Linked DNA regions of Homo sapiens: regions 1, 2, 4, 5 and 6 are each linked to region 3. Evidence: chromatin contacts called from ENCODE Hi-C or POLR2A ChIA-PET data. All regions are on one chromosome and are shown on one strand. Each heading gives the region's core, a stretch centred on a gene start or an enhancer-like site at or near the end of the contact. The rest is flanking DNA. Distances are from core to core; before and after follow the strand shown. Region 1 overlaps LOC101928354 (a long non-coding RNA gene). Region 2 has its middle 34 kb from the start of GMPR. Region 3 overlaps JARID2 (jumonji and AT-rich interaction domain containing 2). Region 4 has its middle 450 kb from the start of LINC01108. Region 5 overlaps LOC101928354 (a long non-coding RNA gene). Region 6 has its middle 440 kb from the start of JARID2-DT.

Region 1 (4,763 bases), core at 450-2,949, 750 kb after region 3:
TTTTAGGAAGTAGATTTAAAAGACTTCATTCACCCTTTTCTAGGTATACACTGTGCTAGAAGATACCAAAATGATTAAGAAAGATCTCCCTCTTACCACTAGAAAAGAGGATTAAACATAAGCACATTCACAAATAACTGTAAGGCAGGATTAAGACAGGCCAGCGCTGAAAGAGACATATAAATAAGGGTGATGGGGCTTCCAAGGAAAGCACATCACAGCTGCCAGATCAGTCAACAAGGGCTTCCTTGGGCATCTGCAATGGGTCAGGAAAGATGGTCAGGGTTTTGTCATGTAAAGGGGGCATTCTTATCAAAGGGAATGGGAAACATCCGAGGCTGTGTGTTCTGGGAAGGAGTGAAGAGTACACTTTGGGGTAAAGCATAGATTTGGGCAGGAGAAGTGGGAGGGACCAGGGATTGAGGACTTTGTCAGCAAGGGTGAGATGTCTGCAGTAATTTTTGCAGACATGCAAACCAGTTGGGAGATGTTTATTTGGGTAAGTGTGGGTGGGACTAGGGTGAGTCACGTGAGGGGCCTAGGGCACAAAACTTAAGGAGACTTGCTCTCAGGTGCCACCTCTGCCTTTGCAGGATCCTGAGTCAGGTCTTCTTACTGCGCTCCCAGCTTGGTCTGGGAGTGGGCTGACCAGTGAGCAGCAGTTTTGCATATTCGCAAGATTGCTGCGAAAGCTCTGCATAGGAGGGATTGGAGACGGTGGGCGCTGTGTGAGACCGTGCAAATAGAGTTAATAGAGACAGAAAAGATGTGCAACCTGGATGGTGTGAATGGTGTGCTCCTGTAAAACAGTCAACACAGGCCAGGGACAATTCCACATGCTTTTCACATGTTAATTAATTTCCTGATGAAAGATAAAGCTTCTAGCCAGGAGTCCAGACAGCTGAGTTCTAGTCTAGCTCTGCTCTAAAGAGTCCTGGGAGCCCCTGTGGCCTCAGCTTTTTGACCTGTGAAATGACCGAGTAACAGACCATTTCATAGGTCCCTGAGAGCTCTAGAATCTCACGTCACTCATGACGTATGTTAATATCAGCTGGCCTCGAAAGAGAACCCGAGCCTTGGGGACCCCAATCTTGGATCTACAAGATCTCTCAGACCAGAAGCCCTGGGGGGTAAATCCCTCCATCCAGAATCTTGTCTTTCATCGATTCAGTGTGAACTACTTCTCAAATTTCTACATTTCTGGTCCCCCTTAAACACTGACATTCCAGTCAGTCTGATGTTAAATTCTGCTTTCCCCTTTCCACCTTGTGTTACCTACCACCACAGCCTGGCCCACATTTTTCTACCCCTCCCTCCTTCTGTCATTAACAAAACTCCCCAGACCCTTGCAAAGCCCCTACAGCAGAATTATCCCAAGAGAGAAACAGTGGATTTAATAAGCTTCCCCTTAGATGGCCCCAAATCCCTTCCAGTTGATTAGGGGAAAAAACAACTACACACAGGACAGTTTCCTGATGCGGGAGGTGAGAGAGAGAAAGAATAAAGAAAGTTCCTGAAGTCCTGGGCCTCAGGGACCAAATTAAGAAAGCAGCACCACTTATTCAAAATCAGATGAATGTCAGTGGGATGTTTGTCAAACAAACTTGTCATTATTTGTCACAATTTGAGGAAGTATCAGTCAATAGTCACACTCGAGCGCATAACAGAGTTATTTATAGCTGCCAGTCTAGAGTTTTAACTCATGCAGGGCCAAGGTTCGATGTTATAAACAGCTTTGTTTATAATGACTGCGTGGCTATAAATAGTTTGGTTCCCCGGGTGTCACAGAGCAGCCCCGGGATGGGCTGCCAAAACCAGCGCCAGGAAGCAGGCTGCAGCAGGGAGGTGAATCCTGGTGGTGGTTTTTTTTCTTCTCCGAGTACCCTTTCTGTGAGTCCTTGGCCAGAGTATTTCATGTTGTTCCTCAGTGTCCCTTTTGGAACGGGGAGTCGGGCTCCCTGGTGTTCCTGGGAGATGGTGGAAGTTACTCACTTAATGAATTAACATCTGCCCCAAGATCTGCTGTTGAAAGGGAGCCAGTATGGGGAGCACCGCCTCTTTTGTGCCTATTCACGGACAATGAGCTAATTACAGTCTCTCTCCTGCTGGAGGGTGGAGGGAGATATCCTGTTATTCCAGTGAACAGGCAAAGCTCTAAAGGTTTATTTACAGCTTCAGATTTAATTTGAACGACAGCAGCATCTCTTCTAAAAATACGAGGTTGTCAGAAATTTAGAAATTTACTAGTTTCTTGTGTCAGCAGAACCTTATCTAAGGAGTGGGAAGTTGGGGGATTTGTGGGGAGCAGAAAAGAGGAAGGGGAATATGTATACATAAATTTTACATGTAAAATACATAGGTATGTCAGCTTAAAAACTGATCATTTTACCAATTGGCACAGGGGCAGTATTCTCAACATCTTCCTGACAACCTCCAACCCCACCCTCCAAAAATGCAAATCTATTTGTCATATGGAAATTTCTTGATCGACTCTTTCCATGTCACGCTCAAAATCCTTACAGTCAATTTTAATACTATTAAGCTAAATCTTCTTTTGCTTTCTTTTTTTTTTTTTTTTAAGAAAAGGTGTGGCCATGAAAAAAAATTTATTGGATCTTAATTTGCAAGATTAGTTCTGGTTCATTTTATTGCAGTAATTTAATACTCATAATGATTTTCTGATGCATATGTTTTAGCAGCAAGATCTACTTCCTATTCATTTTTCATTTCAATGCAACTGACGTATATTAGGCAGCATGGTACAGATCTAAGGGAGCAGCACCCCGTGAGAAACTGACATCATTCTGCCATCTTGGCATCCTCCCAGACATGTGTTGAGCCCCAAGAAGCCTGCACCCAGGTATATCCAGGGATTCAGGACCGAAGGTGATAAGCAAGAAATCCTTCTTTAAAAAGGAGTTACCTGTTTTTCATGGATAGGATTATTAACATCATTACCATTATCATCATTACTGCAATTCTGGCTAAGGGAGCTGTGAGTTGCATCCTATTTGAATGTCTCCCACTGGATGGGAAGGAAGCAATGAGGGCCTCCTAAGTAAACCAACAATCACACTGCAGGGAAGGTGAATCATGGACTCCAATACCCAATGCCACAGGACTCTGACCCAGGTACTAGGGAGGGCATCCTGGAGGAGGTGGCCTCCGCATTGAATCCTACAGGAGGTTCCTTAGGGTGGTAATTGTGCCTTTTTGTTTCTGTACAGACACCTGCTGGCATAGTAGGCACATGGTACATCTTTGTAGAGAGAGTTAATGAAGGTGTATTCTTTTTAGGAAGTTGACAGTCCCTCTGGAACTCTATGTCATACATTAGCAATACATAAAAATAAACATGAATTTAAATGGTTAAAAATGAAAAATAAGAGAGAGGAGAGAGATATTTGTGGAGTGTGTGTGCTGGAGTAGAATGAGGACCCCCCATCTGATTGGTGCTCTGGAATTCCTAAACAAAACAATCAACTCCCTATTGGGAGTCGGCCCTTGCATGGCAAGAGTGTGCAAGGCCAAGGTGTAGGAAATGAAATGGAGCAATGAGCATGTTGAAGTGAATTGATCCGAGTGGAGTGACAGGCATCGTCAGCATTTCCTCTCTGTTTATTTTTACATGAGGCTTTACCCATACGTGAGGCCAAGACCTCATCCGTTGTGGGTTCCAATTCTGTGTTCATGAAGGAGGTGGCATTAAGCTAAAAGGAAGAGGATAAGTACAAGGAGATGGACATTATATCAAGTTTCTCCCTTAGTCTTTCAGTTCTTCTCAAATACTTTTTCTTGTGGTTATACTTAGTTTCATGATTATTTCTACCATTTTTAAAAGAGAGATTCTCAATGTTTATTTTAAAACAAAAAGGACAGATGTTTTTCCACATTGTTATTGGGTGAAGGGGGAATTTTAATATTCACATTATCAAGCATCTGATTTCAGAGAAGATTCTTAGAATCGGAAATCTGTTTGCCCAGTCACTCATAGCTCCCATCTCAGAGATATTATGACGATATATCCTTGACCTAAATGTTCCCATTTAAAGGAAAAGGAACAGAACAATAAATTTTGCAGCATAACATGTAAATCTGATGACGGCTTATGCTTAATATTTTTGTTTATTTCTGTTTCTAAGAATTTTCCTCAATGCCGAGTACCAGCTGAGGAGGATGTGGTATAAATGTATTAAGCAGCTTAGGGTCTCTGGCCACTAATTCTTAGGATTGTAGCTTTTTAGAGCTTCAGGAAACAATTAGAATTTTCTACTTTAGTTCTCTCTTTTTTACAAATGTGGAAGCTGAGCCATTTGACTTCTAAGAGACAGAGTTGGGATAGAACAAATGTCTCTTGGCTCTTAGAAAAGATAACTAATATTTGTTAGACACAAATAGTTGTGCCCTTTACAAAGGTGCAGTGTGGTGGTTAAGGATGAGGGCTCTGGGGCCAGACAAGCCTAGGTTTGTATGTTGGCTCTGTCACTATTTGTGAGGCAGTGAAATGTTACTTCTCTTCTTTAAGCCTCAGCTTTCTTCATCCATAAAATGGAAACACTAATGACACAACAACAGAGGCATTGGAACGACTGAATGAGATAAAGCAGGTCAAGTACTTTGCGATTGTTCCTGACACATGGGACATCTTTAACATGTGACACAAACCACAGTGAAAACAAAACCAAAAAGCAAAACAACCACCCCACAGCTAGGCTTTTTGTTCTTTCAGCCTGGTAGGATCTGTACAGAGATGTTACTGGTGA
Region 2 (4,323 bases), core at 471-2,970, 820 kb before region 3:
TGTGTCACGGAGTCCATATCTCCAAGCTTTCAGGCCAGCATTATTTCCTGAGCATTGCACTGTCTCTTATGTCAGGACTCAATTATTACATTAAAAGTTCCCAATCAACTGTAATTTATACGGGCTTTTAGAATACTTATAAAAACTGTATAGTCTTAGTACGTATGTCAAAAGAACTTGAATATTCTAAATTAAGCCCCACATTTTTCAAGGAATTCGGAAGGGAATATTTCTTGCTCATTCCAGATAGTTGGTTACTTGCCACCAAATTGAAGAAGTGGCTTAGCAGAGATGGTTGCTCTCAGTGAAAGTGGATCCGTACTCATTATTTCTTCCTGGCCTTAGATGTCAGCAGCCTATTTTAATTCACTTAAACCTTCATGTGTCACATCCTGTCTGGACCTCAGGGTTTCTGGAAGAAACAGAAAATAGGATTCAAATAGCCAGGCTTCCGGTCTGGAATAAGGATGCTGTGGTGTAGTGTGCTGTGTTTACCACTAGAGGGCACCTTTTCCCTTGCTTTGGAATCGAGTTTTTCAGAAACTGGAGTTTGCAATCCTCTGTATCTGTCCCTGTGTCCACACGTTAGTAAATTTTTGGTGGCTCAAATGAAATGCTCTTCCCGTACAACAATGGCACTCTGCAATCCTTAACAGATGTGATTGCTGATGGGGATAGTTACAATTCATTCTAGTCAATTAAGAGGAAATTGATGAGGGTGATACTGCCCAGGGGTGAGCAGAAAGAAGTCTAAATGTTTGGATTGGAAAAGGACTAAGAAGAGCTAATACCCTATGCTTTGGTTGTCTGCTTTAGAAGGAAAGCGTTCAGAATAATAATATGATTTAACAAGACAAATAGGGCAGACATATAGGATAAGCCTCATCCTACACAGGTGTGTAGCTAGCAGCCACCTGGTACATTCAAATTCTACTGAGGAAGAAAGGCAGACAAATACTGGGTTTAAAATATCTATCTGGCCAGATTCAGTAACTCAGACCTGTAATTCCAACACTTTGGGACACCAAGGTGGGTGGACCACTTGAGCCCAGGAGTTCAAGACCAGCCTCGATAACATGGCGAGACTTCATCTCTACAAAAAGTACAAAAATTAGCCAGGTGTAGTGGCACACACTTGTAGTTTCCACTCTTTGGGAGGCCAAAGCAGGAGGATTGCTGGAGGGTGGGAGGTGGAGGCTGCAGTGAGATGTGTCACATCACTGCACTCCTGAGGCACTGGGCGGGGCTCAGCAGCTTGTTACAATGTTTATTTTAATTAGATTCTAGCAATTGCAGCCTGTGCAGTGTAGATGTCCTAGGGCTGCCATTGTCTGCCATTCAGGGAACTTGGAATTAGAGCTCTTTGCAGAGATCTTGTGGGCATTAGGGAGAGGAGAAGAGGGGATGGAGTTATGTTTGAAAGTATGAGGAGCCAGTGGAAAAGCTAGGTTCTTGACTATGCCTGATTGGCCAATGACATGGCCACAGTTTGGTAACTGGCTGTGCAGATCCAGATTCTGGGTAGCAACAGCCCTGTACATCTGGCAACACTATGGCGTGTCTCTGTGGCAGCTTATTTTGAGCGTCACGGCTATTACCCAGAGTCAGGAGTAATGTCTTTCATTCTGAGACATCTAAACCCCCAACCACAGGCATGTTTTCTTCCAGGGCAGAGGGCAAATGCAATTACATCTGTGACCAATTTGCACAGCTGGGAGCTCAGCCTCCTGACAGAAACATTTATTTGAGATTCAAGTCTCTAGGGAGCTGGGTCACCAGACAGGAAGTAAGGTCCAGCAAGCATGTGTTGTCTACTATGTGAATGCTTGTTAGGCTGGGCCAGGAGAACAAAACAAAACAACACAAAATGTCAACTTAAGCTTTTAGAAGCAAAAAATCAGCCTTTTCTGTCTACAAACCAGGTTTCTCAGGGCATAGAGGAAAATAAGAATATCCAAATAAGACGGTTGCCATTGACCCCAGTACAAACATAGCATGCACATGGGACATGGAACTCGTGGAAGGGGCAGCTGCCTGGGAGTCAAAGTCCTGGTTTCCAGTTGTGGTTCTACCACTGTGAACTGTGGCATCCTGGGCAAGTCACTTTGCTCAGGCTTTTTATTTTGCAGGATTTTTGTGTCATTCTTGCTCAGAGGCCATGGTAGTCTTCTCCGTATCATTCCAATTTTTAGTATATGTGCTGCTGAAACGAGCACTTTTTTCTTTCTTGCTTGCTTGCTTTTTTTTTTTTTTTTTTTTTTTTTTTTTTGAGACTGGGTCTCACTCTGTCACCCAGGCTGGAGTGCAGTGGTGCGATCACAGCTCACTGCAGCTTTGACCTCCCAGGCTCATGCAATCCTTCCATCAGCCTCCCCAGTAGCTGGAACTACAGGCCTTTTCTGGAGCTGGAAGATAAAGAAAACCAACATGAAAGCATTGAATAGACAAATCCAGAGACCAGCCTAATGATTCTATTTAGTATTTACCCACAGGACAATGTCTCTGGATTGTATTTATTTATATTGTCTCCCAATGGCTTTATTGAGACATAATTCACAGATCATACAATTCACCAATTTAGAATGTACAAGTCAGTGGCTTTTCATATATTCATAGAGTTGTGCAGCCATCATCACACCAATTTTAAAACATTTTTATAACCCAAAAAAGAAACCTGCCACACTCCTTATTTATCAGCCATCACTCCTCAGGGCCTTCCCTGATTCCTTCCAGCCTTAGGCAACCAATGATCTACTCTCTGTTTCTACAGATTTGCCTATTCTGGACATTTCTTATAAATGGAATAATACAATATGTTGTCTTTAGTGACTGGCTTCCTTCACTTAGTGACTGATTTCCTTCACTTAGCATAATCTTTTCAAAGTTCATCCATACCGTAGCATGTATCAGTACTTCGTTTCTTTTTACTTCCAAAAAGTATACAATTATATGGAAATACCATACTGTGTTTATTCATTTGTCCATTGATGGACATTTGGGCCGTTTCTACCTTTTAGCTCTTATGAACAATATTCTGTGAACACTGGTGGACAAGTTTATGTGTGAACATATGTTTTCATTTCTTTTGGGTATATACCTAAGAATAGAGTTGCTGGCTCATACAGTAACTTTGTGTTTAACCTTTCATGTAACTGCCAGACTGCTTTCGAAGGCAGCTGCACCACTTTATTTTATTTTAAAAAATATGTTTATTTTAGATTCAGGGAGTACATGTACAGGTTTGTTACATGTATATATTGCATGATGCTGATTTGGGTTTCTGCTGAACCCATCACCTAAATACTGAACATAGTACCTAACAGGTAGTTTTTCAACCCTTGCCTCCCATCCTCATTCACCACTTTGGAGTTCCCAGTGCCTATTGTTCCCATCTTTATGTCCATGTGTACCCAATGTTTAGCTCTGACTTATAAGTGAGAACATGTAGTATTTGGTTTTTTGTTTCTGTGTTTAATTCACTTAGAATAATAGCCTCCAGCTGCATCCATGTTGCTGCAAAGGACATGATCTCATTCTTTTTTATGGTTATATAGTATTCCATGGAGGTGCACAATTAATTATATATTCCAATGAGCAGTGTATGAGAGTTCTAATTTTGCCACTTCCTTGTCAATACTTGTTATTTCTGTTTCATAAAAATTTTAGCCATCTTAATGGGTGTGAGATGACATTTAATTATGGTTTTGATTTGCATTCCCTGATGGCTAATGATGTTGAGCATCTTTTCATGCACTTATTGGCCATGCATTTATCTTCCTTAGAGAAATGTCTATTTAGATTTTTGCCCATTTTTTAGTTATTTGGTGTTTTGGTGTTGAGCTGTGATACGTGTAATATTATCTGCACATTTTTTCTCTTATTCATTGTAGGCTTGTCTCTTCATTTTCTTGATGGTGTCTTTGGAAGGACAAAAGTTTTTTAGCTGAATTGTGTGCAATTAATCTATTTTTTTCTTTAATTGCTCATGCTTTTGGTGTCATATCCAAGAAACCATTGTCAAGTCCAAGGTCACGAAAATTTACACCCCTGTTTTCTTCTAAGAGTTTTATTGGATTAACTCTTACGTTTTGGTCTTTTCTCTATTCTGAATTTGTACACATTGTGAGACAGGTCCAGCTTCATTTTTTTTTTTTGACATGTGTATATCCAGTTGTCCCAGGATCATTTGTTGAAAAGACTATTCTTTCTCCACTGAATGGTCTTGACACCCTTGTTGAAAGTCAATTAACTGTAAATGTGAAAGTTTATTTCTGGACTCTCAATTCTACTACACTGATCTATATACATCTACCCTATGCCAGG
Region 3 (4,642 bases), core at 1-2,500:
TAATATGATTTGACAGATTGCAAAGTGAATGGTTGCATAACACAGCCTTTATCATTTCTAAAAAGCTGCCTAAAATAGATAGGCCTTAAGAATTTTCTTTTGTTGACCCTAACTTAGAGCTTGTTCCCATCGGATGCTCTCCCACAGTCACTTTCTCCCCTCTGTCTGTCTCAGGCCTCCCCACTGACCCAGCTGGCACAGATCTAGCCTCCATTACATGCCACATGCTGGCTCTGAAACTCTCTGCTAGGGCTCCTCAGAGACTTCAGAACCCAATAGTCTGTGGGGTACCCCTCCTATACAAACCTAACACCGACTACGCCTACAGGGCAGCTTTCACCAACACCACTGAGGATGCCTTGCTGGGGAAAACTAGAGAGGCAATCCTTCCTTCCATGCTTGTCAGGGCCGCAGCAGTCTCAGCTCGCCAAGCCCTAGGGTGAGGCCTGATTACAAGACATTGGCATTCAGAACCTAGAAGGGGGCAAACCAACTTGAAAACCGTCCCTTAGGTGTCCTGCTTCATGACAAAGCTACAGCACAAATAGGAAGTCACGGGGTACTGTATATCTACAACCTCAATAATGATCGCCCTTTTAAATGTTTACATTCTTCCAGGCACTAAGAACCTGAAATAAATCAACTGCATTCATCGTAAGAATACCACCTCTGAGGAAAAAAAATTAGTATCCCATTTTCTGAGACGGAAAACAACAAACCAAACAGATGGTGGTATCAAGTTTGTCGGTTTTCTGAACCCTTGGTGGGACCCTGGGACATACTTACAGGGATGACAGTGTGATCCTTCAACAATTTCCACTAGCAGAGCTGGAGGACTGCGGCCTACTGGACCTGAGCTGGCAGGAGGGTAGATGCCCAGCCATTCTCTCCAGGAAATCTCTGATGGTCTGTATTCATGGATCCAAGGACAACCCAGTCTTCCTTCAGTTTTACAGAGCACACATGAGAAGGCCCAGCTTGCGTTCCCAGAGATGACCTGAGCTCTGTCAACAACTGCCTACCCCCACAAAAGGACAGGCAATCCCTTGCACAGAGTTTCTCACAGAGGGGCTAAGAAATCGGCCAGCAGGGATGTCAACATCCACTACCAAGAACAGCCACTTGATGGCAATCTTAACCTATTCCCTTGGAATTCGTCCATAAAGGGAGACCCCAGAAGGCTAGAAGCACCAAGCATGGGCTGCACAACGTGGACAGAGCTAAGAAGGACGTCCCTGCTTGACCTGAGTGTGCGGCAGTGCGGCGATGAACGGATAGAGAACCCCACACCAACAAGCACTGTTGGGTTCTTCTCCATATCTAGGCTTCTCTGGGGACTAGGCAGAAGTGGCTATAGGCTCTGCAGTCAGACAGCTCAGGAGCATGGAAACCTCTCGAGCTCCATGGCGCACTCACATTGGGTTTCTCATCAGACTGAAATGCAAGTGGACAGATGACAACAAATATGAGAATAAATCAAAGGCAAGTTCCTCCTCCTTACTGTGGAAACTTGTTCTCTGAAACAGGGAAGGGCAGGAGGCAGGGGGTGAAAAAAGTGGACTTTCCTTAGAAGGTGGGACACCTGTTGAATAAAGCACTCAAGCACCGCCCTCCTCATTTAAGTTGTCAAAGAAGGAAACTAAAAGCCATGTGCATCTCTAGGAAAAAAGTCTCTCCAGTTAAAAATAGAAATACACTGTAAATTGCTGCACTACACACTTCTATTTTTGGTAGCAGGAAGATGAACTGAAGGGCTCTCTGAAACATCAAAACATCAAAGGGTGGGAGGGGGTCCATACCATCATATTACCATAAAATAGTCCACTGTCTTAGCTAGGATAATGACACGTTTCCACAGAGGGTTCGACCTCACTTTGTGTGGTAGTTTCCCAACTCCTGGCTTCTCCATTTATAAAAAGAGTTCAGGCAGAGTGAAGAGTTTGCCAACATTTTCCTCAGAGGGATTCAGAAAGTGCCAGCTGAGAGCCTTCCAGCTCACCCTTTAAAACTCTGTAACACTTTCCAACTGAGCAAACTGGAAGGCCCTTTCAAATGACACTAGGAACAAAGTCATCTCATGGAGGGTACACTGCTGGGGGAGCCCCTAGGGAACAGATCACTCTAGATGCATTCTTCTAAATTCACTCTCAAAGGAGGCAAGATGCTATTTTTCAAATAAGCATTCAAAAGCATGGGTCCCTTGGTGAAAACCCCAATCACATGGGATGGAAGCAGACTATCAAAAATAACAGTGTTCCAGCCTGGGCAATACAGTGACACCCCATCTCTACCAAAACATTTAAAAATCATCCAGGCGGTGACACGTGCCTATAGTCCCATCCACTCAGGCGGCTGAGGTGGGAGGGTTGCTGGGGGCGGTGCACGCAAGCTGCAGTGAGCTGAGATCGTGTCACTGCACTACAGCCTGGGCAACAGAAAAAATAAAAACAAACAGTTAAATAAATTGATTAAATATAAAAGACAGTTAAATGATTGCAAAATGGAGACCTTGGACTGCCTTCATGTAACACATGGCAGCATAACTTTGAGAGCCATGGAAAGCTAAAAGCAGACTACCACTTCAGAGACCACCAGAAGCTAGCCTGGGAGCCTCCACACGTGGCCTTCCCCGTCACCAAGATGGCAGTACCAAGCATGAACAGGCACCCACCTAACTGCAGAAAGAAAACAGGGACTCAGTTAAGGATTACCCAGATGACAAGGGCAGGGCAGATCACACAGGAAGACAACCTTTCTGTGTATACACAGAAAGAGCTGAACCAGCCATTAGCTCCAAAGCATAAATGAAGCAAGAACACTAGTAACAGGTCAGGGAGAGAAGCTACGGGGTCTGAAAGCATGCGGGGCATAAGTTACCATGAAACACAAGAGACAGCTCTCCTTGGATGTCAATGGCAGGGTACAGGTTTGGCCTTGCCGGTTTATAATCAAGAATGGGATGTCACTGGCGAATATAAAATATTATAAAATATTTATATATTTTATATTATAGTTTGTTGTAGAAAAATTATATATATATATTTTATAATATATTATAAAATAGCTCATGTTTCTCTCCTCATCCCCACACCTCCTTGAACGATAGACTTGTACTGTTTTTATCATCCTTGGGAAAGAAATTATGAAGAAGCTAAATCTGGGACTCTACAGAAACATTTTAAAGCCTATAGAGGAAGCTAAAAGGATAGATGAGATTTGGCAGCAGGTGAGCTTAAAAATCAAATTGTAAATTAAGGGATTTATGAACTGTAGGGTAATTTCCCAGAAGCATATCTAGTAATCACTCTTCTGGCTTTTAAAGATATACCATACAGGACTCTAAACATTTAAAGTGGCTCAAGTAATAACAGGTTATTTCCAAAAGCTAAGTAAAGGGCCCTCTAAATTTGAGGGAAATCAGATCTAAGACATTCACAAGCACAGCAAAACTACCCTAGTCCATTACAATAAATCTGATAGTAATTAAAGCTACTTAAATACACATATCACAGAATTCGAAGATTTAGAAAACACATGAAGCCTTTCTCTAGCAGGGAACAATATCACTCTATAAGAAAGAACGTCAATAAATCCTATTCACAAACAAGTCACCTCTGGCTGTAGGAAGCCCTATCTGGTGACCCTGCAGGGTCTTTCTATTCTATTACACGTCAAGAATAAAAAATGGCTGGGAGTCACAAAAGGTAGATAAGATGAATTACTGTTAAACAGATAGGATTCCCTCGACCTCAGAAGTCCTCAAATAATTCCACAATGCTTCCCCAAATAATCTATGACAACAGAAACATCCTCCCAGGACCATCACAACTGCCATCCCCCTGTCAAAAGCAGTTACTCCATCCAGGCTTCTCAAAGGTCAAACAGCTCTAAGGGTTTCCTGACTTACCAGGAAAATGTTCTAGTATCACACAAGCAAGAAAGAAAACATGCTGCAGATTAACATGGAGTTTAATTTAATCTACAGTTAGACTGGAATAAAATTGTCACCATGTCCAAGGCCTGCAGAGACTGTAATGTACTCCCCACAAAGTCTTCTGTTGAAGCTCTAACCCCTAAGGTCCATGAGAAGGTGATCGAGGGTAAATAAGGTCATAGGGGCACAGGGCTCTGACCTGAGAGGGCTGGAGTCCTCGCATGAGGAGGAAGACTCAGAGGAACCAGCCAAGAAGAGGGCACTCAACAGGAACCCAGCTGGCCTGCACCTTGATCTTGGACTTACAGACACCAGAACTGTGAGAAATGGAAATTTCTATTATATCAGCAGCCCAGTCTAAGGTAATTTATTATGGCAGCCTGAGCTGACTAATATACAGACTTTCACCACAGCCGCAAGAATATGATTAGCAATCCTATCCCACCACAGGCACACGCACACTGTCTTGGCATCCTCAAGGGCGACAAGGAGATCATGGGCTCCTCACAGGATTCAGTCTAACTAAAGACACCGCACTAGCAAAAGACATGACCTACAGATGTCTCTATAGAGTGCCTCTGGGGAAAAAAGCCAAGTCTGGGACCCTAGCTCCAGAATTTTTAATTATTAACATTAATACACACCCAGGCTGAGTATTCCGAATACTCACAGATTAAAAACAGTGGTGGCTAATGTGCTATACGAGAA
Region 4 (4,592 bases), core at 910-3,409, 660 kb after region 3:
TGTTTTTCTTTGTGTCTGCAGCACCATTCCCAGTGCTTGGCTTTTGGTACATGGTGAATGAGCAAGTGTGAAAGGGGATCACATAGTAGGCAGAATAGCATGGGGAAGAGGGTGAACTACGGATTTGAATGAGAGCGTTATTGACAAAAATGAAATAATACAGGCTCTTCTATATCTTCCAATTGAAGGGACATTCCTATTGAACCTTTCTATGTATACACCCATAAACAAGGCTCTCACTTTGAGGTCCCATGCAGTTCCTGTCACTTTAAGCACCTTGGGAAATTCCAGTGAGTTGAAAGAATTCTGAACTTTATTTTTCCTCTTGTCCTGTATTCGTAAGACTGGTCTTCCTTTGCTCTCCCCTTCCTTCATTCTTTCTTCTCCTCCCCTTCCTTCATTCTTTGTTCTCCCCTTCCTTTTTTTCTCACCATTTTTTCCATCTAGGTCGAGGACTAGTTTGTTGCCCAGGGAATTACAAAAAAGTGGTGGCCAAGGACTAATCCTCTAGTAGTCTTATTCTTCAAGAAGTTGAAGAAAAAGTCGAGTGCCCTTTCAATTCCTACCCTTCTCTGATTTATCACTCTGAAAGTAATGATGTTCAGCTTTCTTGCTCTAGAGGAATGATTCAGGTAAAGCCCCACTGAGGGCAAAAGGTAATCTGTACCAGGTTTCAGAGTTACCAGTGTAATCAATCAAAATGTGTCATTAAGCCCCTGGCTGCGTGTTCTCCAAATGGAGTCAGTAACACCCAACCCTTAAGCTTATGGGTTAGGGGGACCTCCCCACCCCTCCCTTCTGTTTCACTTTGATGGGGTCCACCTTGGATAAACTCTCTGGTGCTAAAAAAGTACTGAGAAGTGACAGAAAGTTGCTTCACATCTACTCTATTTTTCAAGAAAAACATTACTATTTTCTCTGAATATGGAACCACCCCAGTGCTTCTGTGAAGTGGAGCTGGGTTATTCAGAGGCCCTTTCTGGTTTTATCTTGTCTTTCACACACTTGGCAGGACAGGTATTCTGATCTCCAGTGCATAACTGAGGACAGAGCACATGGAGGGCAAGAGACCTTGAATAACTATAGAGCTGCTTAACTCAGCACTGGGATAGGAATTCAGGACTCCCTACTCAAGGTCTGTGCCTCTAGCACTAGTCCACACCAAGGGCATTTCCTTAACGGTGGAGATTTTCTTCATGAGTACATTCATTCCCCTCAGACTTAAAAGTTGTCACAAATCCCAAAACTATACAAAGCATGAGCATGGCATTGGTGGCTGTGTGTGTGTGTGTGTGTGTGTGTGTGTGTGTGTGTGTGTATGTGCGCTGGGGGCAAGGGACCTCAACCCCACAGAGACTTAGCCTTACCTGTTGTAGGTAGCTGATGGGAACATTTGTTCCCTGCTGTCCTTGTTTCTATTGGGGACATGTTTCCATTGAGTAAATCCCCTGGCCGCCTGCATCCTCTCTCTCCTTCACTTCATTGGAGGAAGAGGAACTTCAGTCGGCCTGGGAGAAGCAATGGAAGATGTACGCCTCACCTATTCCTTTCTCTCTGGGAAGAGCCTGAGGAAAGTAAACATCCTCTGCCCCTCCAAGCCTTAACTTTTAAGTGGTAAATCTCCATGTTGCAAAGTTTCTGTTTGCCATCAGTGGTACAATATTAACAAGCCCAAGGACCTGAAATGATAGCCACCAACCAAGACTTTGTCAACTTAAAAGAATGGTGATATTTTCCCTCTATCTGCCTGATTCCTATTCCTCTTAATTGGCTCAGAAGTTGGGCAGGAAAGAGGGGTCCTATTTATTGGGTACCCTAAAACCCCAACATAAGGGAAGTCTTTTCTGGTTTCCTCTGGGAAACCTTAGGTTCAACAGTGGCCTGTTGTGGATAAAGATCTACTCTTGGGGGTGACCAAGGATTTGGGGGCAGGAATTTGGAATGAGAACCCAGGCAAGCTGAACTAAAATGCTAACTGGGCAAGGGTGTCCTGTCTCCAGTTTGATGACCAAGGGAAGGTCCTGACTCACTTGGGGCTTATGAAGGGTAACAAGGGGGACTTCTCAGTAAATCAACCACTCACTCTTCATGTGACAGTAAAAGCAGTCATGGAACAAACAAACTTCCTGCCAAGGCTCCTTCTTGTTACCGCAAACTTTCAAGTGTGAGTAACCATGTGAGCAAGGGGGAACCCAATAATTACTAGAATAATTCCTTTGTGTGTGCTGAAGTTCAGTTCATATCTGACCTCCCCAGCCAAAAGTAATCTCTCTTCTCCAGACTTCTACGTCCAGTATCTGGAACTTGCATTTGAGACTTACTATTCCTGACTGGCTTTATTATTTGCTTAGTCATTGTGGTGGTGGTTCTTGCTTTTTGTGCATTTTATCTCCAGTCCCAAAGATTTTAAGTTTATTAGGCATAAGGACCATGTCGTATATCTCCTTGTATTTTCCCTGACCATTCAAGGGCCTAGCATAACATTTACTTGCATTTGGAAGTGTGGAAATAAATGAAGACCAACCAAATAAGAATAAGCACAGGCTGTTTATTCAGAGCTACTATCGTTTGTGTTTTGGCAGAGACTCAAATGCGGGCAGAGGAGTGGGAAAACTTCATAGTAGAAAAAAGGGAGGCTCCAGGTATGTGCTGATTGGAGGCTGTTGGTGTGGGAAGCTGGAGGTGGTTCACTAGAAGCACAGATGCCTATGTGATTGCTTAGGGTGCATATTTGCCTTTCTCTGGTTTGTCCTAAGTTGGAAGCAGGGACAAAAATCAGGGAGGCTGTCCATTGTCAGTCAAGTTCTGGCCATTTGGAGCTGATTCTTACAGGGGTTATTGTTTGGCTTCCTAACTTGTTGATAGAGATAGTGGTTAGACTTCTAGAGGTCTGGCTGATGATAGCAGGCTGGCTTCCTGGGCCGATTGCTGTTGCTAATGGGTTGGTGTCCTGGGCTGGCTGCTGTAGATTGTAGGTTGGAGTTGTTTTTAATTATGGCTTGGCCGTTGTCCATTTGTATATTCAGTCTCTTGGTGAGTATCAATAAATCTTGCTTGATTAACTAATAGATTGTTCTGACTATGGGTTGAAGCATGCCCTTTGAATTAATATTATTTCTCTTTCTCCTCACTGCTTGATCAACTGTTTGACAGGTATTCTCCATTTGATTTTTATAACATGACCTTAGAAATAGCGCAAGGGAGAAGGAAACTTGCTCCATTTTTGCTCCTTTTCTTAATTACCTCTTTACAGACCCTATCTCCGAATAGAGTTACTGTCTGAGGCTCTAAGGGTTAGGGCTTCAACATTTGAAGTTTGGGAGGCAGTGGGGCATAATTCCCCATCATACTCTTTGAGGGCCTCATTTAACTGAATATGCTCAGATCTATCTCAACTCAAACACACTCTGAGCCTTTGGCCTGGATGCATCCAAAAGAAGTGAGTAGAATGCTCAGGTGGCCTGTGACTTGCCGTGATTCACTGACCAAACACGAAGGAAGTGGAGCAGATGGTCACGCCATTAGAAGGCAGTCTCTCCTCAGGGAAGTCAGTCTCGTGGATTCCAGTGGCCCTGAGAATCACGATGCTAGTCTTCAAAAGAATAAGAAAGACCGATAAAAGATTGCTTCTGCTCTAAGTTGAAAGTGGCTTATGGCAGCTTCTCTCACCCCATTGACCAAGCCCATTCGCTAAAGCCCGTAACAAAAGGATTTTCCCCCCTAACATTTAGAAATGGCAAAAAGCAAAGAGATGAATCATCAAATAGGCAGAACGCTCTTCCTACACCTCTTTTACCTGAGCAAAAACATGACTTCCTGAAAGAGTACAAAGAGAGAAAATTGGTAGGAGATGACTAACAGGGGTGACTGTGCTGATGCAAAGAATGTCAGGACAGCATGAACTTTAGAAACAGGCAAGGTTAGATGCTGAAACGGAGGCGGGTGAGCACACTCCCTCAGGAAATCAAACTCAGGGAGAACCGTGAATAAAAGGCTCCCCAGAAAAGACGTGAGTGTGTAACTTACTTGACATTTCCACCAACGTGCAGCAGTGGGTTGGGTATGATGGTTCTAAATACCCAGTGACACATATTTACAAAAGAACTGTGTGGTTTTATTTTAAATGACAATGTCTTCTTAATCACCCCTCCGTACTGCCTGTCTGCAGCACTGCGAGTCACCAGGGTTCTGTCTTGGAGGAGCACTGTTTGGTCATGAGTCGTGTGCTGGCAATGTCTGGGAAGTGAGGGAGGGTCAGCAGCTCATGACCGTAGGCTCCAGGGAGAGCAGGAAGCTCTGCAGGATGCATGTGTTATGGGTTGAACTGTGTCCCCTAGAAAGATATGTTGAAGTCCCCACCCCCAGTACCTTGAAATGTGACCTCATTTGGAAATAAGGTCATTACAGATGTAATCAGTTAAGACAAGGTCATATCGGGGTAGGATGGGCCCTTAATCCAATATAACTGGTGTCCTTAAAAGGGAACTTTAGACACTGAGACAGAGACATACAGAAAGAATGCCATATGATAACAGAGGCAGAGATTGGAATTGTGAACCCCAAACATCTGAGACAGGTCTCAGTCAATTTAG
Region 5 (4,419 bases), core at 1,386-3,885, 680 kb after region 3:
CTTGAAGAACTTAAAAACAATACTGGTGCCTGAGCCGCATTCCCAGAGAGCCTGGGGTGGAGACTGGACATCAGCACTTTTAAAGTCTCCCCTGGAGGCTGCAAAGCGCAGCCAGGGTTGAGAATCACTGTTCTAGATGGATCCCTCCTCGCATCCAGGAACAGCTGTTTGGAATAGAATCTTTGGATGGTGGAGTTTTTCACATGGTGAAAGGGTTGGGAACTTGTGTGGGAGAAGGCTCTGGAAGCAGAAGAACAATGGGAAGAGCTTTGATATCATCCAAGGTGGTCGTGGAGAGACTTGGCTGAAAGGTCCTTCACACCAACCTGGGGATGGGGAGATTTGATTTCATACTCGGGGTTCAGGAAGCAGAGAATTTTCTGCTCTCTACAGTTGAGAGCAGCCTGGGAGGACATCCAGCCTCTTCTACTCCCCTGCTGTGTTTTCTAGGCTTTGTAATCTGCCGTTTGGTTTCCTGGAGTGACCTACCGCCTAGGAAGGGAGCGCCCTGGACAGGCAGCTGGTCTCAGTTCTCCGGCCAGGAATACAGGAGAACCTTACATAACCCTGCAATTGAGCTCTTGGAAAGGAATGGCTGCCTGATGCAAAAATGCTTAATGAGAGGTGAACAATTAATGGAGGATGGGGCTCTGTTCCCAGGCCAACTAGGAGTGAGTGGTGACGGGTGCACAGGGTCTCGGAGTCACCCTGGGGCTGTGCTCATTCCTGACTCATCAGCAGCTCACTCACGACAGGCACATGCTGATGTCTCCATAGTTTGTCCCCAGGCAAGCATTCTGTTTCTATCTTGGTCTTGCCCTGCACACTCAGTTTTGGTATTTTAAAGGATTTGCTAATAATGTTCCTTTAGAATCGTTTTGTGGATCTGTCTTTCCCTTCCTTCTTTCCTTTGTGAGGGTTGTCTGGCATCTTTTTTTTACTCCCTGGCTGGTTATTCACAAACCAGAGGAACAGTCCTCATGTACATCAAACTTACCTCTCAACTCTCCAGGTGCTAAACCTTCTCATGGAGAAGAACAAACTTGACTGCTAGCCCATTCTGCAGCAGAATTCTGAGAGCTAGGGCAGGCTCTGTTACAGGTCAGGAGAATTGGCCTGATTAGAAACCATTTGAGGTAGGGAATGGGGGCTCACACCTGAATCCCAGCACTTTGGGACACTGAGGCCAGGAGTTGGAGACCAGCCTGGTCAATACATGAGACCCTGTCTCTACAAAAAAAAAAAAAAAAAAAAAAAAAAAAAAAATTTTTAGTACTCCGAATAAATGTATCTGTAAAAGGAAAGCCACAGTAATTCAGAGTCATGGTTTATATACCTATTTCACATAAGATGCCACTGTATCTTCTCCTACAATTAATAAGTTGTCTTTTTAGTACAATTCAGGTCTCTTTGCTTTTGGGTCTTAGAAGCCTAATTTTCTAGGCTCTGGCTATCTTTGACTACTAATAATATCATAAAACTATGATAATGATAATAACTCTTATTTATAAGAGTTGATATCAGGCACTGGTGTAAGGGCTTTCCTTACGTTACTGAATCTAATCCGTACATAAGATCAGTGTAGTCAGCATGATTAGTATCATCTCTAGGTTACACATGAGGGAATCAGGGCTTAGAACATCTGAGAAAATCCAGTGACGATAGAGTTTGAATTCAAATTGACATCATTCTGATTCCAGAGCTGATTCTTAGCCATGTCATATTCTAAGTGACGTTGAGATGACACGCATGATCTCATTCAATCATGTGGCTTTAAAATCCATCTATATGATGGGTGAGCCTCAAATTTATATCTCTAACTTAAACCCTCCCCAGGCTTGGGGATGCAACTGCCTGCTGTCATTGTCAGTCCAATTTCTTTCTTTCTTTTTTTTGAGATGGAGTCCCACTCTGTCACCCAGGCTGGAGTGTAGTGGCACGATCTTGGCTCACTGCAACCTCTGCCTCCTGGGCTCAAGCAATTCTTCCACCTCAGCCTCCTGAGTAGCTGGGACTACAGGTGTCTGCCACACCCAGATAATTTTTGTATTTTTAATAGAGGTGGGGTTTCACCATGTTGGCCAGGCTGGACTCAAACTCCTGACTTCAGGTGACCCACCCGCCTCAGCCTCCCAAAGTGCTGGGATTACAGGCGCCCAGCCCCTCAGTTGAATTTCTAACAGGCACCTCACACCTAAGCTGACCTAACAAGCTTGTTCTTGCCCCCTTGCTCTCCCTGCTCCCTCAGTAAATTTGTCTCCATTCAGTTACTCAGGCCTCGATGAAGGAGTCACCCTTGACTCCTCTCTTTCACAGCTCACATGGACACCATCAGCAAATCCAGTGGGATGCCTGTATTCAGAATCCATCCACTCCTTCCCTCCTCCACTGTTGCTGCTCCTCTACTGTCTGTTTTCAACACAGATGTCAGAGTGAGTCAGCTTTTGTCACTTCCTTGCTCAAAATCTTATCTCATTCAGAGAGTTCCAGTTAGTAAGTTATCATCTTTCAGCTCCAAAGCCTTCCTTCAATACTTGATTCTATGCTGGGCCCCTGAACACTGCATTTCTCCTTTGTTGGGCTCCTTGTTGCACTCAGCCAGTAGGGGTTGCTAGAGAGGCTCCTACTCTTTCCCATGGGTATCCTGTCTGCCTGTGGCTCCTGTGTGCAGCACCCCAGTACTGCTGCTTCATCTTGGCAGCAGCAGTTTCTTCCTGTAGCAGCTGTTCAATCTACGTTGCAATTTTTCCTACACTCAAGAACCAGACTCATTGTGCCTTTTTAGGGCCACAGCACTGACTGCCATTGCCCCATCTTTGAGGTTTGGGTTCTAGCCCCATGGGACTGTTTTCTAAGCTTCTAAATTTTAATTATCCGACAGCCCCCTTTTTCTTCTGCCAGCCCCAGGGGTGGAGCTTCCTGAAGTTGTTATACGAAAGACACCTTAGAGTTGTCTTTTTACTCTTTCAGTTACCTGGTTAAGACTTTATTCCTAGAAAATTATTCTTTATATTAAATTAGCCGTGTTAAAATAACTGGTGTGGCTTCTGTCTCCTGGTTAGGCCCTGACTGATGTGCTGAGTTAAAGGTGAAGTCCTTAAAATGGTTTGCAAGGTTGCAAGCGATCTGGCTTCCGGCCACCTCTCCTGTCTTAGCTCCTTCCACTGTCACCGTCATTCCTCGCTCCTTTTGGCCCCTTGCTGTTCTGTAAACACACCAATCCCTCTCCTGCCTCACAGTCTTGGCCCTTTCTGATCCCTTTGCCTGAAAAACCCTGCCCTGCAATTCTACATGGCCTCTCTTTCCCCTGCTTGGGTCTTCCTGAGATGTTACCTCTTCAGTGAGACCTTCCCTGACCGCACCACATAATCCACATCCCCCACTCCCCCCACCCCTGCCTGGATGATTTCTGTCCTTCTTAATCTGCCTTGCTTTTTCCATAGCACCTATCACCATCTGATAGTCTGTTTATTCATACTTGATTATTTGTTAATTCCTGTGTCCCCCTAACTAGCAAATAAACACCCCAACAAGGCAGAACTTTTCCTACTTTAGTGATTGCTACATCCCAGACTTTATAACAGTGTCTGGCGCATATAAATGCTTGAAAAGTATTTGTTGAGTGAATAGTAAAATTGAAGTTCTGGACTGTCAGGATTAAGACTGTCCTAGGCCCGGTGCTAGAGGGAGAATCCTAAAGAGGACGCTGGCCTTAGAGGAAAATGGTAATCATGCTTCCCACACCACATGTCAGGGAGAGCAGATGGCAGTGTCAGCTCACAGTTCGCATGAGTTTGGGGTGTACTTTTGAAGACTGAGTAATGTCTTTTCTCTCCCTTCTCCAAATTGCTATTGTTAGACCTGAAAAAGCCTGTAATAAAATTTGGAAGCTACTGAGTTTATGACATCTCAACTTTACCCTCCATTTCCACCCCAAATGGCTTTTGAACTGACACTGAATTGCTGCCTTATTAAATACCATCCTGAGAACTTTACAGAACATTTTAAGTGATGCCGAGCTCCCATGAGCTTCAATCATAATGGAAGAGCCTGGGACCGTTGGTTGTCAGCTTTTTCTTGTCATCTACATGGGGACTGTCTGTGAGGGTGTGTCTGCTGGGTGAAGTGCCACACCTCGCTTCCGAGACGGGGCCTAGCTCGCTAATCCAAGAGGGCTAGCAACATTTGCAAACCAGGAAGAGGCAAGAGAGGACTTTCTTAACAGTAGCAGTTACTGGAGACCTAACTTCTGAGGGTTGCAGGTTGAATTGTCCCTAATTCCTGGGGATGACAGGTTCCACTCTGCCCTGCCAGATTATGGGGACGCTCCCTGAATTACAGTGGCAGCTGTTGGGTTCCACTGCTGCGACTCATCTCTTCAGTCTTGTTGGCCTTGGATCTCAGCCACCCGAGTTTCAG
Region 6 (4,737 bases), core at 974-3,473, 590 kb after region 3:
TACCCAGGTTAGCTTCCTATCATGTTAGTGGAACCCAGCCTCCCCCATTGCCCAAGCTCTCTTCTCTTATCCTCCGCTTCCAATACATTCCTGAATCTTGTGTAAAGAGAGCCTGCCTCCCAATTATCCCTGTATTTATGCATCCCTTCTGCCCATGTCTTACCTCTGACTCTGACATTTTTTTACTTGCCCATTTCTAAAGCCTCCAACTGTTTCTTTTCCCAGACCTGTCTCTTTTTCCATCAGAGTGTTCAAGGCTCTTCCTGATGAAAGCCTTGTGCTGACCCCTCATGGCCTTCAGGATAAAGTCTAAGCAACCCTGCACAGGAGATGAGGCTCTGCAGGATCCCACCTCCCTCTTCCCAATCCCCAACTTGTGTGGCAAAGCTCAGGTCTCCTTGATGTTGTCTGCACTGGTCCTTGTGTTCAGAATGTCCTTCCCAACTTTAAGAGGCTCTCATTTTGTCTTTAAGATCCAGCTCTGGGATCTCACCTTTCTCCAGGTAGATGATAATAAAAATATTTAACAACCTGTCTGATTGGGTTCTGAGCAGTTAGAACAGATGCCATGGATAACTACTGGTGTGGCCTTGCTTGAGCATGCCAGGAAACTGTCATCTGGGTCTACCCCACCAAGCAGGGTTGATCCTGCCCTGCTTTGCTGCACCACTGTATGTGTGGAGGCACACATTTTTCACCCTGTATTCATTCAACAGACATTTAATAATTGCCTACTCTGCTTAGACCCTGGCTAGATGACGGCAGTACAAGAATAAATGAGACAGTGTTTCTGCCCCTGAGGTGTCTGTGGTCTAGACATAGAGCTTTTGTTTTTCTCCTTATGTGATCATCTATAAAACTATGAGCTCCTTGGAGGGTGGGGACCAACTCTCTCACCTTGGCATCTTTGGTACCTGCCTGTACCTGGCATGTAGCATCCTCAGTCCGTATTTGTGGAATGAGGGGAGGATTATCTGGCTGGCATCCCCAGCGTCTGGGCCCACAGTTCAGGGTGTCAGTGTGTTAAAATGATTCCAGGGGTTGATTGGGCATGAGCTGAAGGGCTTCCAATGAGAGGTGTAGGTGACAATGTTTATTTATAAAGGCATAATTTAGAGAATTATGAGACTCATTTGCCTTCTCTGTTCCTCCAAATTCAACTCTCCTGCCCCCTTCTTCTTCTAGTTCTTTTTTGAATGGAATGTCAATGTCACCCACTCACTGGTTTTATATAGCTCTTATTGAAGTAAAATGCAACGGAAATTGTGCATATTAATTAAAAGCTCAGAATGTGCACAGTTTTGGAACTGCTAATTAAAACTCTTACCAATCAGGTTGCATTAGTGGTTTTAAACACTTTTCTTTTCCTGAACCTAGAACTTTGCTAACCAGAGAAGACGACTTTTAAAGAGGCAATTGTCAGGAATGATAGCACCTTTTTTTTAAATTTTAATGTTAAATTTTAATTTTAGAGTCTCACTCTGTCGCCCAGGCTGGAGTATAGTGGCTTGATCTTGGCTCACTGCAACCTCCGCCTCCTGGGTTCAAGCAGTTCCCCTGCCTCAGCCTCCCAAATAGCTGGGACTACAGGTGCACGCCACCATGCCTGGCTAATTTTTTGTATTTCAGTAGAGATGGGGTTTCACCATGTTGGCCAGGATGGTCTCAATCTCCTGACCTCATGATCCATCCACCTTGGCCTCCTAAAGTGCTGGGATTACAGGTGTGAGCCACCGCGCCCGGCCCAGAATCTTGTTTTAAAAACTGCTGTATGTACCTCCAGTGAAATCTGAGGTTTGGTGTCTCCCGGGCACTTTGAAGGTTATTGAGAGGGCACAAGTGATTTCTAAATCCCTTCCTTCTGCCCTCAAAGGATGGCTGCCACTGTGCAGGTAGCATAGCTGTTGGGAAAGGGCCTGAAAGCTCCTTCCTCCTCAGGCAGGTCAAGAGAAGCACGTGTCATCAGTTTCTGGGACTGTCTGGGCAACCATGGCCTCTGAAGTTTGAGCTCATGCTCTGCCCATGGCTGCAGCTGCCTGTGGTAAGCCGAATGAATTCCAGGAGGGAAGATGACAGAAGAGGCTCAAGGCTCCGGCTCTGTTCCCTGCTCTGCTTTCTTTCAGAGCCTGGAATTCTCCACCAAGCCCATCGCTGCTGCGTGGCTTTCTGGGCGCCGTGCCAAGGACTCACACTGGACTCTGTATTCAGCCCCAGATTGCATCCTGCCTCGGCGTTTGGGGTGGGGCGGCCCAGCAGGGCTCCCCTTGTGACTGGAGTCAGAGTTTGCCTGGGCTCCCCTGAGGCGGGCCTAGGCCGGGGTCGTGAGGCTGCTCCAACAAGCAGCCCCATTGTATCCCAGCCTGGGAGTGCACAGAGAGCGGCTCCTGTGATGGAGAAGCCCCTGTGCCTCTGCAGGGTTTGATTCCACCCAACCAGGCGAAGCCATGTGGTGAGCATGTGCTCGAGGCTGCCTGTGGTCGGGGACACGGGCTGGCCATGTGCTATGAGTTTGGGCTTCCTTTCTTTTTCAGAAGGTGTTTGATTCATGCAAAATGCTTAACGATGCCTGCTATGCACCTCATGGGGGATCAGATCCCCTTTGATGTGCGAGGTCTTTTTGGAGGTTCCAAAAAAACAGTTCAAAAGGTTTACTTTGGACACCACACCTCCAGCACATGTCGAAGTCAAAGCCAGGCTCCCCAGGCAGCACGCTGGAGAAAATATTTTGTGCCAGTTTCTTCCTCTTTCTCTGCTGTGTCTTGTGCTGAGCACAGATTTTTGACTTCACACTGTCCTGGTGGTGAAAAGAGGAGACTGAGCAAAGGAAAATAAACATCACTGAGCTTTTTGAGTGTCCAGGGAAGCAAAAGTGCACCGCGGTCTTTCAGTCCTGCTGAAACTGGGTGGTGAGAGCCGGGTGGATGAGCTGCCTGTGCTGACAGATCCTCCCTCATGCCTTAGGGCTTGGAGCGGTCCGAGGGAAGCACAGGCATTAACAGAGCCATCTGCCCGCCCCATGTGGGTCAAACCACAGTTTTGCCTGGGCTTGTGGTCAGGTGGCAGGCACAGTGCTGTTACCCTGTCTCCTCTCTTCCACGGTGCGTGTGACTTAGGGATGGCTCTGCAAAGATGGGGGTGCAGAGTGCAGAATGGGAGGCAGGACTGGAGACCCATGAAAGGGAAGGTTGGGACCCATGGAGAAATCATGTCTTATGCTGCATTGTTCTGAGAATTTCCTTGCTCTTCCCTGTGCCCCAGGCGTGGGGATGGAGAAGGTACCACCACCTCGTGAGCTCTGCTCACGAGCCGGGGGCTGTAGTGGTGGGATGGAGTGGGATTTCTCCCTGATTCTCTGGAGAAAGCAAAGCAGAAACATACCTTATCATGGATGTAGCCATGGCCTTGAAATCAGGGGCTCAGGGAAGGAATTTCTCCACTGTCTTGTCTAATTATCAGGAGTCCCTTGGAGGAAGTCATTTTTCTGTCTTATGGGGTATTTACCCACCAGCCAGGGTGGATGTTTCTGCAGTGACCAAACTGCTGTACACAAGTGAGGGGAGGGCTGGTGGACTCCAGATTACTTGGTCTTTCACTCTGCAAAAGAAAATGTTTTAGGGCCGGGAGCGGTGGCTCATGCCTGTAATCCCAGCACTTTGGGAGGTCAAGGTGGGCAGATCATGAGGGCAGGAGATGGCTAACACGGTGAAACCCTGCCTCCACTGAAAATACAAAAAAAAAAAAAAAAATTAACTGGGCATGGTGGTACATGCCTGTAGTTCCAGCTACTCGGGAGGCTGAGGCAGGAGAATCACTTGAACCGGGGAGGTGGAGGTTGCAGTGAGCCAAGATTGTGCCACTGCACTCCAGCCTGGATGACAGAGCGAGACTCTATATCAAAAAAAAAAGAAAGAAAAGGTTTTAAAATTTACAAGTCGAGGAACAGCACAGGCTCCGGGTGGGCCCAGAGACCAGAATCTGGAGTGTTTGCTAGCACAGGTGTGCAGGAGTGGCAGCGGGGAGGGACACGACCCAGAGGCCCCCACAGCTCTGCTTTCTGTGCCCTAGGGATGATATCATTTATTTCTATCCTTGCACGATGCAGGTGACTGCCCCCAGCAACCCCCAACCCCCTCACCAAAACTGGCATCTCTGAAAAGCCACAAATGCTCAGTCAGCCTCCAGTGCGATTTTAGCACAACATATGGAAATCTACTGGGGCCAACTCTGCAACTATCTGGCAAATGATAGGTATGTAGAATTGCAAACTATTCTTTATGCAGTTTAACTCAGGCTTTTGTATCACTCTCCAGTTTCCCTTCATAGATTTCCTTGAAGTTCTGCAAGTCCCCTCCCTCATCTGTGGCTGAAAATAATCCCTATGCACCGTCCAGTCTCTGTTAGGCTAAGACTGCTCCGTTGTCCTGCTCCTAGAGGAATTCAATGAATTATTCTTTTTCTTTCCTGGGTTCATGTCCTTGGAGATCCCCTCTGGCTTCAGAGCATCCCTACACATTTCTCTGTCGCTTCATGCTGTGGCTTTGCCAGTTTTCTCATGTTTTCTGAAATCCCTTCTTTTTAGCAGAGGTAGGTTTCTGCCCAGGCATCATTTTCTTAGTCTTTGCGTATCACATTCTGTCAGCCCTTCTCTCCGTGTCACTCTAGGTTCTTCTTTTCATTTTAGAACAGATGTTAGCATTTTAAAAAGTCCATTTCTGATTGAGTTAGCAATTCATGATT

What was found. Hi-C counts contacts between places; a loop is a spot of excess contacts on that map. ChIA-PET counts read pairs that join two places held with the same protein, here RNA polymerase II (POLR2A). Pooled maps may share reads with other maps.
Region 1: a loop to region 3 is called in a map of heart left ventricle, with 3 times the contacts of the local background. The contact joins two enhancer-like sites. A Hi-C loop is called at or near these places in 1 of 168 maps with a recorded cell type or tissue (heart left ventricle) and 6 of 50 pooled maps. POLR2A ChIA-PET finds 5 or more read pairs at or near these places in 1 of 52 experiments (HEK293).
Region 2: a loop to region 3 is called in a pooled map, with 6 times the contacts of the local background. The contact joins two enhancer-like sites. A Hi-C loop is called at or near these places in 1 of 37 single-sample maps with no recorded cell type and 2 of 50 pooled maps. POLR2A ChIA-PET finds 5 or more read pairs at or near these places in 3 of 52 experiments (AG04449, HEK293 and WTC11).
Region 4: a loop to region 3 is called in a pooled map, with 3 times the contacts of the local background. The contact joins two enhancer-like sites. A Hi-C loop is called at or near these places in 5 of 37 single-sample maps with no recorded cell type and 4 of 50 pooled maps.
Region 5: a pooled map shows a loop between it and region 3 (6-fold over the local background). The contact joins two enhancer-like sites. A Hi-C loop is called at or near these places in 4 of 37 single-sample maps with no recorded cell type and 7 of 50 pooled maps. POLR2A ChIA-PET finds 5 or more read pairs at or near these places in 1 of 52 experiments (B cell).
Region 6: a loop to region 3 is called in a map of K562, with 2.7 times the contacts of the local background. The contact joins two enhancer-like sites. A Hi-C loop is called at or near these places in 1 of 168 maps with a recorded cell type or tissue (K562) and 5 of 50 pooled maps. POLR2A ChIA-PET finds 5 or more read pairs at or near these places in 1 of 52 experiments (activated T-cell).

What each region holds. Positions count from the first base shown.
Region 1 is chr6:14,636,292-14,641,054 of GRCh38, reverse strand. The region is part of intron 2 of LOC101928354 (a long non-coding RNA gene); the gene reads left to right. Among named protein-coding and RNA genes, the nearest start is that of LINC01108, 350 kb to the right of the region's middle. RefSeq lists a silencer at 563-857 and enhancers at 366-1,349, 4,417-4,516. Within about 2 kb of position 1,699, at least 12 of the 41 ENCODE cell types and tissues checked have a DNase peak (open chromatin) inside an H3K27ac peak, as active enhancers do.
Region 2 is chr6:16,202,907-16,207,229 of GRCh38, reverse strand. It overlaps the pseudogene RNU6-1114P. Among named protein-coding and RNA genes, the nearest start is that of GMPR, 34 kb to the left of the region's middle. RefSeq lists enhancers at 1,196-1,405, 1,616-1,705. Within about 2 kb of position 1,720, at least 9 of the 41 ENCODE cell types and tissues checked have a DNase peak (open chromatin) inside an H3K27ac peak, as active enhancers do.
Region 3 is chr6:15,386,989-15,391,630 of GRCh38, reverse strand. All of the region lies in intron 2 of JARID2 (jumonji and AT-rich interaction domain containing 2), which reads right to left. Among named protein-coding and RNA genes, the nearest start is that of JARID2-AS1, 140 kb to the right of the region's middle. RefSeq lists enhancers at 1,049-1,408, 4,031-4,140, 4,151-4,230. Within about 2 kb of position 1,250, at least 5 of the 41 ENCODE cell types and tissues checked have a DNase peak (open chromatin) inside an H3K27ac peak, as active enhancers do.
Region 4 is chr6:14,732,503-14,737,094 of GRCh38, reverse strand. No RefSeq gene overlaps it. Among named protein-coding and RNA genes, the nearest start is that of LINC01108, 450 kb to the right of the region's middle. RefSeq lists a silencer at 694-773 and enhancers at 4,086-4,205, 3,047-4,246. Within about 2 kb of position 2,159, at least 8 of the 41 ENCODE cell types and tissues checked have a DNase peak (open chromatin) inside an H3K27ac peak, as active enhancers do.
Region 5 is chr6:14,709,432-14,713,850 of GRCh38, reverse strand. All of the region lies in intron 1 of LOC101928354 (a long non-coding RNA gene), which reads left to right. Among named protein-coding and RNA genes, the nearest start is that of LINC01108, 430 kb to the right of the region's middle. Within about 2 kb of position 2,635, at least 6 of the 41 ENCODE cell types and tissues checked have a DNase peak (open chromatin) inside an H3K27ac peak, as active enhancers do.
Region 6 is chr6:14,802,342-14,807,078 of GRCh38, reverse strand. No RefSeq gene overlaps it. Among named protein-coding and RNA genes, the nearest start is that of JARID2-DT, 440 kb to the left of the region's middle. RefSeq lists a silencer at 2,047-2,341 and an enhancer at 1,860-2,695. Within about 2 kb of position 2,223, at least 10 of the 41 ENCODE cell types and tissues checked have a DNase peak (open chromatin) inside an H3K27ac peak, as active enhancers do.